Linked DNA regions of Homo sapiens: region 2 is linked to region 1. The links are chromatin contacts, found by Hi-C or POLR2A ChIA-PET in ENCODE. All regions are on one chromosome and are shown on one strand. The core of a region is the stretch at or near the end of the contact, and the rest is flanking DNA. Distances in the headings are between cores, read along the strand shown.

Region 1 (5,921 bases), core at 1,083-3,582:
ATTCGTTTACTTATCCATGTATTTAACAAATATTTACTGTGTGCTTATAATGGTCAGGCAACGTTCCAGGTGCTGGGGATACAGATGAACTAGACATCTGTAATCTCTGCTCTCATAAAACTTTCCAATTACTGAAGAAAACAGAAATAAACAGATGCACATTTATGATTACTTCAAATATTGATAAGTACATTGGAGAAAGTAAAAAAAAAAAAAAAAAAAAAGCGGGGGTTTATTGTGGACTTTAGGCGAGGAAATGCCTCTCGGAAGAGATGACGTTTGCGCCAGGCCTGAATGATGAGGGGTACCTCCTTGGGAAGACGTGGGGGCTAGTGCCAACAGAAAGTACAGGTCCTTGGAAGGTGAAAAGTCATTGCATTTGAAGGAAGAAGGCCAGTGTGATTAGCAATCAGTGCAATGCAGAGAGGGGTAGGAGATAAGGATAGGGCAGAGGGGCAGCAATCCGATCCTGCAGAGCCTTGTGACCTGTGAGTGAAATGGGTCACAGTGTAATAGCTAAGACCAGCAATCCATGCTGACCGGCATTCACTAACCTTGGAAAGTTGGGCAAGGGAAGTGCAGAAGAGAAGACCACACTTTGGCAAGTATTTTTCTTCAGCCATCCTTGATCCCTGCATTTCTCCTAGTAAATTCAAACATTCTATCCAAGGGAACCTTGCTTCTATTTATAGCTGGCAAAATCCAGAAGGAATAGTAAAATGCAGGACTTCCAGCCCTCCTTCATTAGGAGATGAATTTGTGCCAAATTACTCTCTTTCAAGGTTTCCTGGGTCTCGGGAGACCCCTTCCTGGAACACCCAAGCATTCCCTGAATTGGAGAAGGATAATCAATGAGTCAAAGGCACCAGAAACATGTACTCACCTGCTCCTCTGAGGCCAGGCTGTTAATCTCTGTCTGGTTTGGGTTAATGAGCCAAAGAGAATGAGTTTTGAAATGAAGCTAACAAATCCTGCTTACCAGGACTTTGTGACTACAGGGCCCAACAAAGAAGGCCCAGGGTGGGGAAGCAACCAGATGGTGGCTCAGTCACAGCACTAAGCAGGAATGGTTTTGTTTACCTAGCACTTACCAAGCACCACACATGGCAACATCTAATCCTTGCAACCACCATATGGATGAGGTCTAGTATTATTCACATTTTAGAGATATGGAACCTGAGACCCAGAGTGGTTACACAGTTTGTCTAAGGACACAGAGCTGGTCAGTGGTGTACTATTCTATCTTGCCTCTAAAAGGATGTTCCAATACCCTTTTACCTTTCTAGGCAGTGGCAAATGTATATCACTACCAAGTCACTCCAGTGGTTGGTATTATGGTTCATAAATACCTTCTATACTGACAGAAGCAAAGAGCATGCAATTCACCCTTTAGAAATGGTCAGTCTGCTCTGGGCTATCCTTCTTCTACAGATCTCACAGTTGCCCACTAGCATCAGACTGAGGTTCAGAGGCAAGAGCAATGTCCTGAAAGATCACTTTGACCATAGCTTTGTCTTATGATTAGCAATCTCAAATTTATATGCTTTCAGGTAAGCCTCTTGAGAGCATCTACCTTAATACAATAGAACTCAACTCTCCAGGAGCAACCCAAGCGGACAAGGGGCACTAAATGCCTGATCTGTGGCTCCTCAGAAGACTGAAACAGTTAATGCACCTTCAACAACCCAACTGAAGCTAAGCTCTATCTGAGTACTCTAAAACTTGGGAACATTATCTCCTTTGGGTTTCTATACTTTGATGTAGGTATAGTCTAGTTTCTACTGACCATTGTATATGAAGATTTGTTAAAGATCCGTGCCAACAAGTATCTATTTTCAAGTATATGCTTCTGAAGAAGAGAAATTACATGTGTTTACTTTATCTTATCACGGTCCATCTAAGAATCATTAAAGAATAATTATGACAGATAGAAATTAATAATGATGATGATGACAAAACCCCTGCCATGTGCCAGACATCATGCCAAGCATTCTGTGTGCATTGTCTTATTCGGTTCTCATACCAGCCTAATTATTCCTTTCACAGAGATGAGAAAACTGAGGCATTAGAGAAGTTAGGTCACATGGCCAAGGTCAGACAGCTGGAAATGGGCAGAGTCCAGACAGGAACTCCCACGGTCTGTCTCCAGAGCCCAAGCACTTAACCACTAACCACATGATCAATAAGTCATTGTGATGACGATGATGACAATGACGACGATGATGATGCTGACGATGATAAAGGTGAGATGTTGTGGGCAGCTGGGCAGGTGAATCACCGGAAGGAAGAACTTGCCCTGAGTCAGAAAGAAAATGAAACTGGGAACAGCCTTCTGATTCTAGCCTGGAGTATTTACCACCAACCCATGCAACCAGCTGGCATCTAGTATAGAAGTAACACTTCATATTCTCTCTGAACCACAGGGTTCGATCCTGACGATAAACACCAGGGGGGGAGAGTAGCTCTTTGATACAAATCACAGGGCACTGCAATTCTGAGTCCTTACCCAGAAGCTGCAATGAAAGTACAATTTAATAAATCAAAGGAGGGCGAGGAAAGCCTTCATATGCTTCCTCTGCACCAAGATGTGATTTTGCAATAAATTCTGTTCACTGCTGAGCCAGTTCAGTTTACATGTCCCTACAGAATTAACAGAGAATACACAGAGTCATCTGGATTCCCAGAATTTTTCTATGAGTACCTTTATTACCATTATCCAAGCCATACTGAGAAAACAGAGAGGCTTGTTTTTCAAATGTAGATATTAAAGACATAAGTAAAGCAAAAATTTGACAAAACAATCTAACTTTTCCCTTTCACACACAGCTGCATTAGAGCTTAGCCATACCACACTTTGGATCAAAATCTGGACAAAATAAAGATGCTGGGGAAATAGGTTCATAAGGAAATTTGTTTAAAACTGATGCTCCTCTCTAAACTGCACCATCTTTACCCAAATGCACATCCAAACTCTATGATCCCCTGAGGTTTTCTCCAAGTCTCCTCCCACCTGGCTGTTCCCCTGATGTACCAATGTGGAGACACACTGAATAAGGCAATGTGTCAACATCTTAAAACAACAGGCTGGTTCTACACCATCGAATATCATCTCATCTCCTCTGCATGACAAAGTGGGTCCACCATCACTAGAATCAAAACAGCTTGCTCTTTTGAATTGTGTCTGTCAGTGGCGACAGATTTGTAGTAATCTACTGCTTAGGTTCAAAGTCCAACTTTACTGTTTATTGGCTAACATGCACATCAGTTATCATCCCTAGACCTCAGTCTTGCCATCTGAAAAAGGGGGATAGTAACACTCTCCACCACTTAGGATTGTTGTAATAATTAAATGGAATCATAGATATACAATATTCAACACAGCACTGAATGTAAATTCTATGGCCTATTGAACATTCTATAAGGATTAACTTTCATCTTCATCACTGTCATTTTCCTCCTTCCTTCTCTTCCCACTTTGTGTTTAAAAAAACAAAACAAAAAGCCTCTTCTGGTGATGGAAATGTATCCCCTATGGGATAAATGGCTAAGGATGGGAAATGTCATTTGAGGGACCCTGTGGCATTGGTCTTGTTGGCAATGTAATATAACCAACTGAAACTAATTAAGAGATGAAGGGAAAGGAAAGGAGACAATCTAAGGTCAACGTTTAAATCAATGGTTCTTAATCTTTTTTAAAACAGCAATCAAACATAAAAATAGCCACCTGCCACCAACCACTTTTTCACTATCAATTATGTGCCAAACACCATACTAAGCGTTTAAACGAATGATTTTATTTCATCCTCAAGCCTATGGGGTACTACACCTGCCTCTATTTCATAGCATCATATGGGTTAATTAACTTTCCAAAGGTTACATACTAGCAAATTACAGAGCCAGGATTCGATTTAGGCAGAGCACAGTAGAGTCTGTACTCAGCCACAACTTCATACAACTTCTCCACCCAGTCCTGCTTTCCAGAGGAAAAACAGCCTGCCAATTAACAAAGAACTCAAAAGAGGCTAAGCAGTAATTAAAATGGCAACAATGCAACCATTATGTAATAACAAAATTTCCACCCAATTTAAGCATAACAGGAATTCTACAAACTTCCAATTAATACAAGTGTGGCAGTAATTAAAAACCACAACCAGCTTGAGACATTTTAGGATGCCCAAAAAACAACCCTCCTAAAACCTATCAGCACATACAGAGAGAACTGGCCAGGGTTGCCAAAGACTCTGTGGCAGATTTCTCAGTTGAACACATTAGAATGCTCGGCAAACACTAATACAGGCTAAATTTAGGAACTTTTTTTTTTTTTTTTTTTTTTCGGAGACAGAGTCTTGCTGTCAACCAGGCTGGAGTGCAGTGGTGCGATCTCGGCTCACTGCAACTTCTGCCTCCTGGGTTCAAGCGATTCACCTGTCTCCTGAGCAGCTGGGACTACAGGCCACACCTGGCTAATTTTTTGTATTTTAGTAGAGATGGGGTTTCACCGAACTCCTGAGCTCAGGCAATCCACCCGCCTCGGCCTCCCAAAGTGCTAGGATTACAGGCATGAGCCACTGTGCCCAGGCTTAGGAACTTTTAATAACACCCCTGAGAAGTTACTGTAAGACACCCTTAGTCTGTGGAATGCCACCCATGAATGGACATGATTTTTCTAGATCAGGACTTCTCTTTTCACCCATGGGCCACAGGCCACACTTGGAAAAGCTTTTGGGAAGGAATTGTTTGAATCTGAAGCATGAATAGCCTGGAGTAAATAAGGATGTGTCTCAACTCAAGGGGTCAGAGCCAGGGAGCCAGCTATTGGTTCTTCCTCCTCCTCCCATCAGAAATGTGACTCTCATCACCATGGTCTGAGTGGTGAAATGTGCTCAGTGGAGCAAAAATAAGATGGCTGTTGCTACTTTTCTGTTTCTCAGCTGACAATACTCTGCCAGGCTTTCCCTTTCCACTGCTACCACTGTTGTACTTGCTGTCTTAGGGAGGCTCCCTCAAATGTGAAACCAATAAAAATATAGTTGATGGCACTTCCCAAAGACCGATTCCTGAACCAATGTCAAGACCTTGCTCTTACCCTGTAGAATTATACATAAAGGGGGTTCAGTAACTAGCACATAGCCAGCCACTCAGAAAGTACTGATTGGATAAATAGAGAGCATAAGAGAGAAACTGCAATTAAAAAAAAAAAAAAAAAAAAAAGAAAAAACACTAAAGGTGGAGTTGGTGAGGACAATGCATTGGCCAGACAGAAAAGGAAAGCTAGATGTGTGCTCAGGTGTCCAGGTGACCGCTTTGTTCTCCCCAACACCTGGCAAATTCTCTATGAATCTTTCTTACAAGGGAGTGGAAACAGACAATTCAGGCCTTCCTAAGAGAAAACAGGATACAGATTTATCTTATTTGGCTTAACTCAAGGCTATCAAAATCCCTCACATAGCCATTTATTTTCTATGTTCCACCCCTGTGTGTTAGCTCTACATCCACCAGGTGACAACGAATGCTTCTAATAGTTTTGAAGCCTATGGTACCACTGGGGAGTTCTGAAATAAGGGCTAAGAAAGGGGTTCTGTACCTGTTGGTGCCGAGTCCCTTCCCCTACACAATCAGAGGCATCTCAAGACTAGGCAGTCTCTTAGAAAATGGCCCAATAAAAAGTGACCAAATGGCTGTGCTCCTACAGCCATCCAAAAGACAGAGTCTTTTAACAGCCCCGGAAGCGTTCTTGCTGGTGAATAAAAACTGCTGCTTGCTGTTCAAAACATGATTACAACAATGATGATGAATAGAAAAATAAACTTTCTTTTCCATTAGTTCAAGCATTGCCTGTTGCTTTGTACCTTGTGGATATAAGCAACTTATCTCTTAGTATTATTCCTCAGTAACATTGGGGGAAAAAAGTGCTCTGGACA
Region 2 (5,921 bases), core at 1,048-3,547, 85 kb after region 1:
TCCTGAGTAACGCAACAAAGTGGCCTACCACTCCCTTTTAAAATTAACATCTGATAACTAATAAGAACAGAGAAGGGGTCTTTGGCAAATTCTAAAAAATCTGCCAAGGAGCTCCCTCCACCCGCCAGATGAGAGAAGGAGCAAATGACTTAAAAATCCTCTGTAGAGCTCAACCCTAAGAATCCACTTAAAATACAGCACTTCCTTTTCACTCTGAATATGTCCTTAGTGCTATATCTGCTTAAGAATCTGGATCTGCTTAAGAATCTGGATCTGCTTAAGAATCATGAACGAGGATCTGGAATTTTCTCTAAGCTGGCACCTCACCTCTCACACTGCAGGAGCCATGGAGAAAACAGCTCTCCATCTATTACAGGGCAAGTTGCTACCCAACACCATATCTCCTCCAACCCTGGCCCCTAAAAACAGCCCATGGAAAGCAGTATATGGTTTAGCAACACATTCAGGATCCTGGGACCACTGGCTATACCAACTCATAGCCTCCTCACCAGCCAAGAGCAAACAGAATCACAACCAGCCCCAATTCCAGGGTTACTCGACAGCTTTCCTACGCTAATCTTATTCCTGAATCTGAGTCAACAATAGTGATCTCAGTGGTTTGGCAATTTACCCACTTCCTATTGGACAAGGAAAAGCTATTACTAACTCCACCCCACTGAAACAAAAACACTCAGAATTTAACAGTACCGTTCTTTCTAAATCAACCTCCAAAGATCTAGAATTTACTCATTCATAAGACTATAAATCTTCTGTTGGCAAGAGTTCATTCCCCAGCTTCCATCCACACTACTGTATATTTAAGGGTCAAATTCAAAGTAGAAGAGCTGAGGCACCCACAGGAACACACAATCTCAAAGCCTGTGTCTGAAACCTGCCCCTTATGCTTATTTAGGAGACAAAGGGGAATGATAAGGAATGGAGCATCAGCTGCCATCCACTTGCAAGAAGAGTTTTGCAAGTGCCAGGGAAGGGAAGTGGTCCTTTGTTTCTAAAGTGCTACTGGGAAAATGAATTCCTAACAGTTCCTGGACAATGCAATGGTTCGGGTTCAGAAGAGCTTCATTTACACAAAGATATGGCCAAAGCCACATAGAATAATCTTGGAGAATGACACCTTTTCCATGTCTGTTTATGAGATTACAGACCCAAATGTCTACGGAGACTCGGTAAGTAAGAAAAATTAGGGAAACTGGATAAGAAATTCTTTAATCCAAGGAAAATAGACTTGGTCTTATGTTGCTCTTGGTTTTTTCTTTTGCAGTTTTACTTTCAGATAGAAACAAAGAACAAAGAATTATCTCCCCTCTGTGGGAAAAACAACAGTGCAAGTGCAAAGCAAAAAAGCTGTCACTCGTCTTCATGGGGGAGGTGGGCAACAGGGCATGGTGGGGACTGCGGCAGAACAGAGAGCACACACCCCACCTAAAGGAAATATCTGTCATTCAGCTCAACCGGTAGCTGGCATGCGGGAAGGCATGATCAGCAGTTAAAGATTTTTTTCAGTTTTAAACTGTTGCCTCAAACACTATTCAAGCCAAACCAAGCATGTCTGTGGACCACCAGTTTGCAACTTCTGTTGTCTGTGTCTTCCTCTGAATCTATCTGAGCTTCACCCTAGGTCATCATTACATGTTATAAAGTCATCCATCTCATGCATTAAGACCAACAATGAAGGATGCCTGTCTATATTCTTGATTCACCTTACAGTCAAACTCAGGAGAGTATCTCCAGGTCATCCACAAAGGAGGAACTTGGGCTACTTCCCTTTTTCTTCCAATACTCAAGGACACAGTGCCATCACTGGAAGGCAATGGTAATCTACTATTTGGAGACAGAACATATGAATCTGCACTACTATGCGTGCTCTGATGTAATAAACCATTGAGGTCCTTCTGCAAGACCTTTGTGCATGGAAAGAATTAATAATATGCCATGATAATCTGGGTGTGGTACAGGTGAGAGACAGAGGAAGTAAGAAACCAGAAGATGCTGCAACTGGCAGCCCCCAAACCACAGGTAGATTTACTGAGTGTTTATTATGTGCTAACCACTGTGCTAAGGACTTTACTTGTATTATCATTCATTCTTCACAATAACTGTATGAAGTAGACACTACCATTATTTCTTCTTTTAAAAGTGAAAAGACTGAGACTCACATAAATTACTTGCATAATGTCACACCACTAGTAAGTGCCAAAGCCTGCACTTGAACCCAGGTGTGCCTGAATCTAAAGCAAAGCCCATGCTTTAATGACAATGTTGTACTGCCCCCCTGTGCATGTAGCATACATGTCCTGGGATCCAGAAAGACCAGCATCTTAAGGAGAAGAAGAAAGGAAGGAAGGAGGGAGGGAGGGAAGGAGAGTTGGAAAGAGGAGGGAGGGAGGAAGCAAGGGTCAACCCTCTAAGAAGGTTTTGGAAGTAGCTTCTAATCAATTATTTAGAAAGGATCTGATCCTCTCAGCACTTTGGGATGCCGAGGCGGGTGGATCGCGAGGTCAGGAGATCGAGACCATCCTGGCTAACACGGTGAAACCCCGTCTCTACTAAAAATACAAAAAAATTAGCCAGGTGCGGTGGCAGGCGCCTGTAGTCCCAGCTACTTGGGAGGCTGAGGCAGGAGAACGGCACGAACCCGGGGGGCGGAGCTTGCAGTGAGCGGAGATTGCGCCACTGCACTCCAGCCTGGGCGACAGAGCAGGACTCCGTATCAAAAAAAAAAAAAAAAAAAAAAGGATCTGATCCTAATAAATGAATGAATCATAACCTATTAAAGCCTGCAACCTTAGTATTTTTAGAGGAATGTTCCTAAAATAATTAGGATCATAGCAATAATAATAGTCTAAAAAGTAGGTATCACCAACCACATCAGATAAGTTCTTACATTTTTATGAGAGACTGAAGTCGTAAAACATCGGGAAGCCCAAAGACATCTTTGGCATATTAAATTGCATGGCTCTTAAATGCAACAGATATTGACTGAGTTCCTATTATGTGCCAGTCATCATGCTAGGTATCAGGGACATAGAAGCAAGCAAATGTTAACACACTGCACAAGGACAAGGCATTATTCACTGATGGGATGAGTGAGACTCAAGGAGAATGCAAATACCTGTTACTACTATTGATAACAAACTATGAAAATATAGCTTCTGTTTCATGTATTTTTTTTTCATTTTTACTATTCTATCTCACAATCAACAGAAATGTACATAAGTGGAATGTACTGGTTGAACTGTTTCTTCTATCCAGAATTACATAATAGCTCATTTTTGGTTTTGATTTTAAAAAGACAAACTCATTTTATATTTAGAAATTGGTAAATAAACTGGTATATTCAACCAATAAAACTCCATATTTCACCAGGCAGACTAAAGAGTAAAAATAGGGTTGCCTCAATCACCCTCCCAATCAAGTCCATTAACCACCATACCCCATTCTTTGTTAAACCAGAATCAAACAGCAAACAGGCATGCTCTCATTTAATTAAAAGAAAAAAAAAAACTCCATGACAAGTTCAAACTACATGAATTCTAAGACTCCAAGAACTTCTCCACTAACTTATTTTACAGAACAGCCAAAAAGCAATTCAGAAACTATGGTATCGTCTCCCAACTCAAGTCATGGAAGTCAGAGTCATATAACACCCTCTGAGGAAGGAAAACTCCATTTCCTGCCTGAAATGTCATGGCATTGAGACCAGCACTCTAATCCAACCAGCAGGAAGGCAAAATAAAATATTATTTCAAACAAGGGGTGAGAAGGGGAGGGAGGGGAAGTCTGAAACCAGGAAAAATGGATTCATGTGTTGCAAAAGATAAAGGCACGTTGCACCAGGAGGGAAAAGTAGGACTGCCAGGTTCTCAGCACACACAGGACAGTGAAATCACTCATCTTTTCTGCACCATCCTAAATAAGCCATTCCTAAAGCAAAGGGCCTGGCACTTTAGTTCAAAGAGCCAGGTAAAGGGTAATGTTTAAACAGAGGCCCAACTAACTGAGCATGTTTGTTTTTGCAAGAAAGTGGGTATGAATGATTTGTGATGAAAGGGTGGGAGGAAGGAATTTCTAGAGAATGAATGAGTCATTTAGGATACTCTTCTTCCTTTAAGGAATAATACTCTCATGATTATTTTTTTCTACAGAAAACACACACACACACACACACACTCTTCTGTCAATGTATACAAGGTGTATATAGGACAGCTGATTTTCAACTGGACCTTCTAATAGTTACTAATACATACACAAAACTGCCATCTAGAGGTTGAATGTTGAAACAAAGTCTGTTACATAAGATGATCCTTTTTGGAAAACACATAATCTCAGTCACACAATTTCACAAAAACACACAAATGCATACACACACACCTCTTAGCAAGCTAGAAGAAACAATATTATTTTAATTTAAAATTAATACAGTTTCTTCTTGAGGCCATAAATTGGAAAGAGAGGGCATAACACTTTATCTTTATTTGAAGCATGTATCAACAACAGGTTATCACATACACAGTTTGAAAATGGAATCTTACCCTAGCAGGCCCTTTGCACATATAACCCGAATGCACCTGTATTTCCTCTCAGCTTATAGATAACTTGAAAACTCATGACACTACAGGAAAAGGAGCACCATTAAGACAAAAAGCAGGCTCACAGGAATATCCACCAAAGCTAAGGTTCACCATCACAACAATAAAGCCCCAGGTTTTAGGGTATAGAAAAAAATTCAACAGCCATGTTTTCAGACATAGGACTCCATCAGAGGGGAATATTAGTGTGTTCCACCTTCAGAAAAAATCCTGCAATGTAGTGATAATTCACCCCATCTTACAGATGTGGTTAAACCACTTACCCAGAGTCACACAGCTAGTAAGGAACAGATCCCAAATTCAAATTTAGGAATGCTCTTATCTTTTTTACCTGCATCATGCAGCCTGCCATACAAACATATTTGAAATGAGGGTGCTGAGGGTTCCAGTAGATTCTTCAGATCTTTCAAAAATCTTTCTGGCCTCCACTATTCTGACTTTCACCAATCTTCAGTTTTCCTGGGTCTCTTCCCTAACAGTACACAAATGCAGGTTAAGTGAGCACCTGCTAAAAGTTTAGTTTAAATAGCAACTAACTTGATTAAGCTCCTCTAGTCTCTTACACAATAGTTTACCATGGCCTCAAAGAAAATAATTAACCCATGTCAAAATTACGTCACCATAAAAAATAAAATTGAACAGCCATATGCACATATTACTGTATTAAAAGCTGCATAAAATGTTCTTCTGCCTCTGGAAGCAAATCACCTGAGACAGATATTTAGAATTGAACAGAGGTATATAAAACATACCTAATTAAACACCCAACCAACCAATACAAAGAAAAGCTTATTACTGTGCAAATGCAGGTTACCTGGGAAGAAGAAGAATAGAGTTGACAGTGGATGTGAAATGCTAGGTTGGGACTAGATCAGAGGAGAGCTACTGCCCTTTACCTATTCATGGAAAGCTTGCAAAACAAGGACTTTGGAACTGGTATGAAAGAAAATCAGATGAGGTCTGTTAAGAAAGTCCTACAGATTTGTAAACTTTATATCTCCACTGCCAGTAGTCTCTAGCATGTAGTAATGCTCAATAAAATAAGGAAGGAAGGAGGGAGGGAATGAATTCAGCGTATTCCAGTCATGCCATCGTCCCCTGTAAGAATGGAAGGGTAAAGTCCTCTTGTTTGTTACTTTCCCCCCAGTATTCTGGCCCTCCAGGTTTGCTGGAACACTCAACATCCTGGTGTTTATACCTTAGTTGCTTGAGTATATATGAGCATTCCAAACTCAAAGGTAAGCTCCATGAAGATAAGTTTATTCTTGCCTTATCCCTTATTACAACTCCAGCACTAAATATCCTTGCCAT

Evidence for each region. Hi-C counts contacts between places; a loop is a spot of excess contacts on that map. ChIA-PET counts read pairs that join two places held with the same protein, here RNA polymerase II (POLR2A). Pooled maps may share reads with other maps.
Region 2: a loop to region 1 is called in a map of CD8-positive, alpha-beta T cell, with 8 times the contacts of the local background. The contact joins two enhancer-like sites. A Hi-C loop is called at or near these places in 25 of 168 maps with a recorded cell type or tissue (B cell, CD14-positive monocyte, CD4-positive, alpha-beta T cell and 15 more), 33 of 37 single-sample maps with no recorded cell type and 24 of 50 pooled maps. POLR2A ChIA-PET finds 5 or more read pairs at or near these places in 12 of 52 experiments (CD4-positive, alpha-beta T cell, CD4-positive, alpha-beta memory T cell, CD8-positive, alpha-beta T cell and 9 more).

What each region holds. Positions count from the first base shown.
Region 1 is chr5:143,005,607-143,011,527 of GRCh38, reverse strand. The region is part of intron 11 of ARHGAP26 (Rho GTPase activating protein 26); the gene reads right to left. Among named protein-coding and RNA genes, the nearest start is that of ARHGAP26-AS1, 140 kb to the right of the region's middle. RefSeq lists an enhancer at 1,574-2,773. Within about 2 kb of position 2,332, at least 8 of the 41 ENCODE cell types and tissues checked have a DNase peak (open chromatin) inside an H3K27ac peak, as active enhancers do; they include CD14-positive monocyte and CD8-positive, alpha-beta T cell, where a contact is called at or near this core.
Region 2 is chr5:142,920,692-142,926,612 of GRCh38, reverse strand. The region is part of intron 10 of ARHGAP26 (Rho GTPase activating protein 26); the gene reads right to left. Among named protein-coding and RNA genes, the nearest start is that of ARHGAP26-AS1, 55 kb to the right of the region's middle. Within about 2 kb of position 2,297, at least 3 of the 41 ENCODE cell types and tissues checked have a DNase peak (open chromatin) inside an H3K27ac peak, as active enhancers do; they include CD14-positive monocyte and CD8-positive, alpha-beta T cell, where a contact is called at or near this core.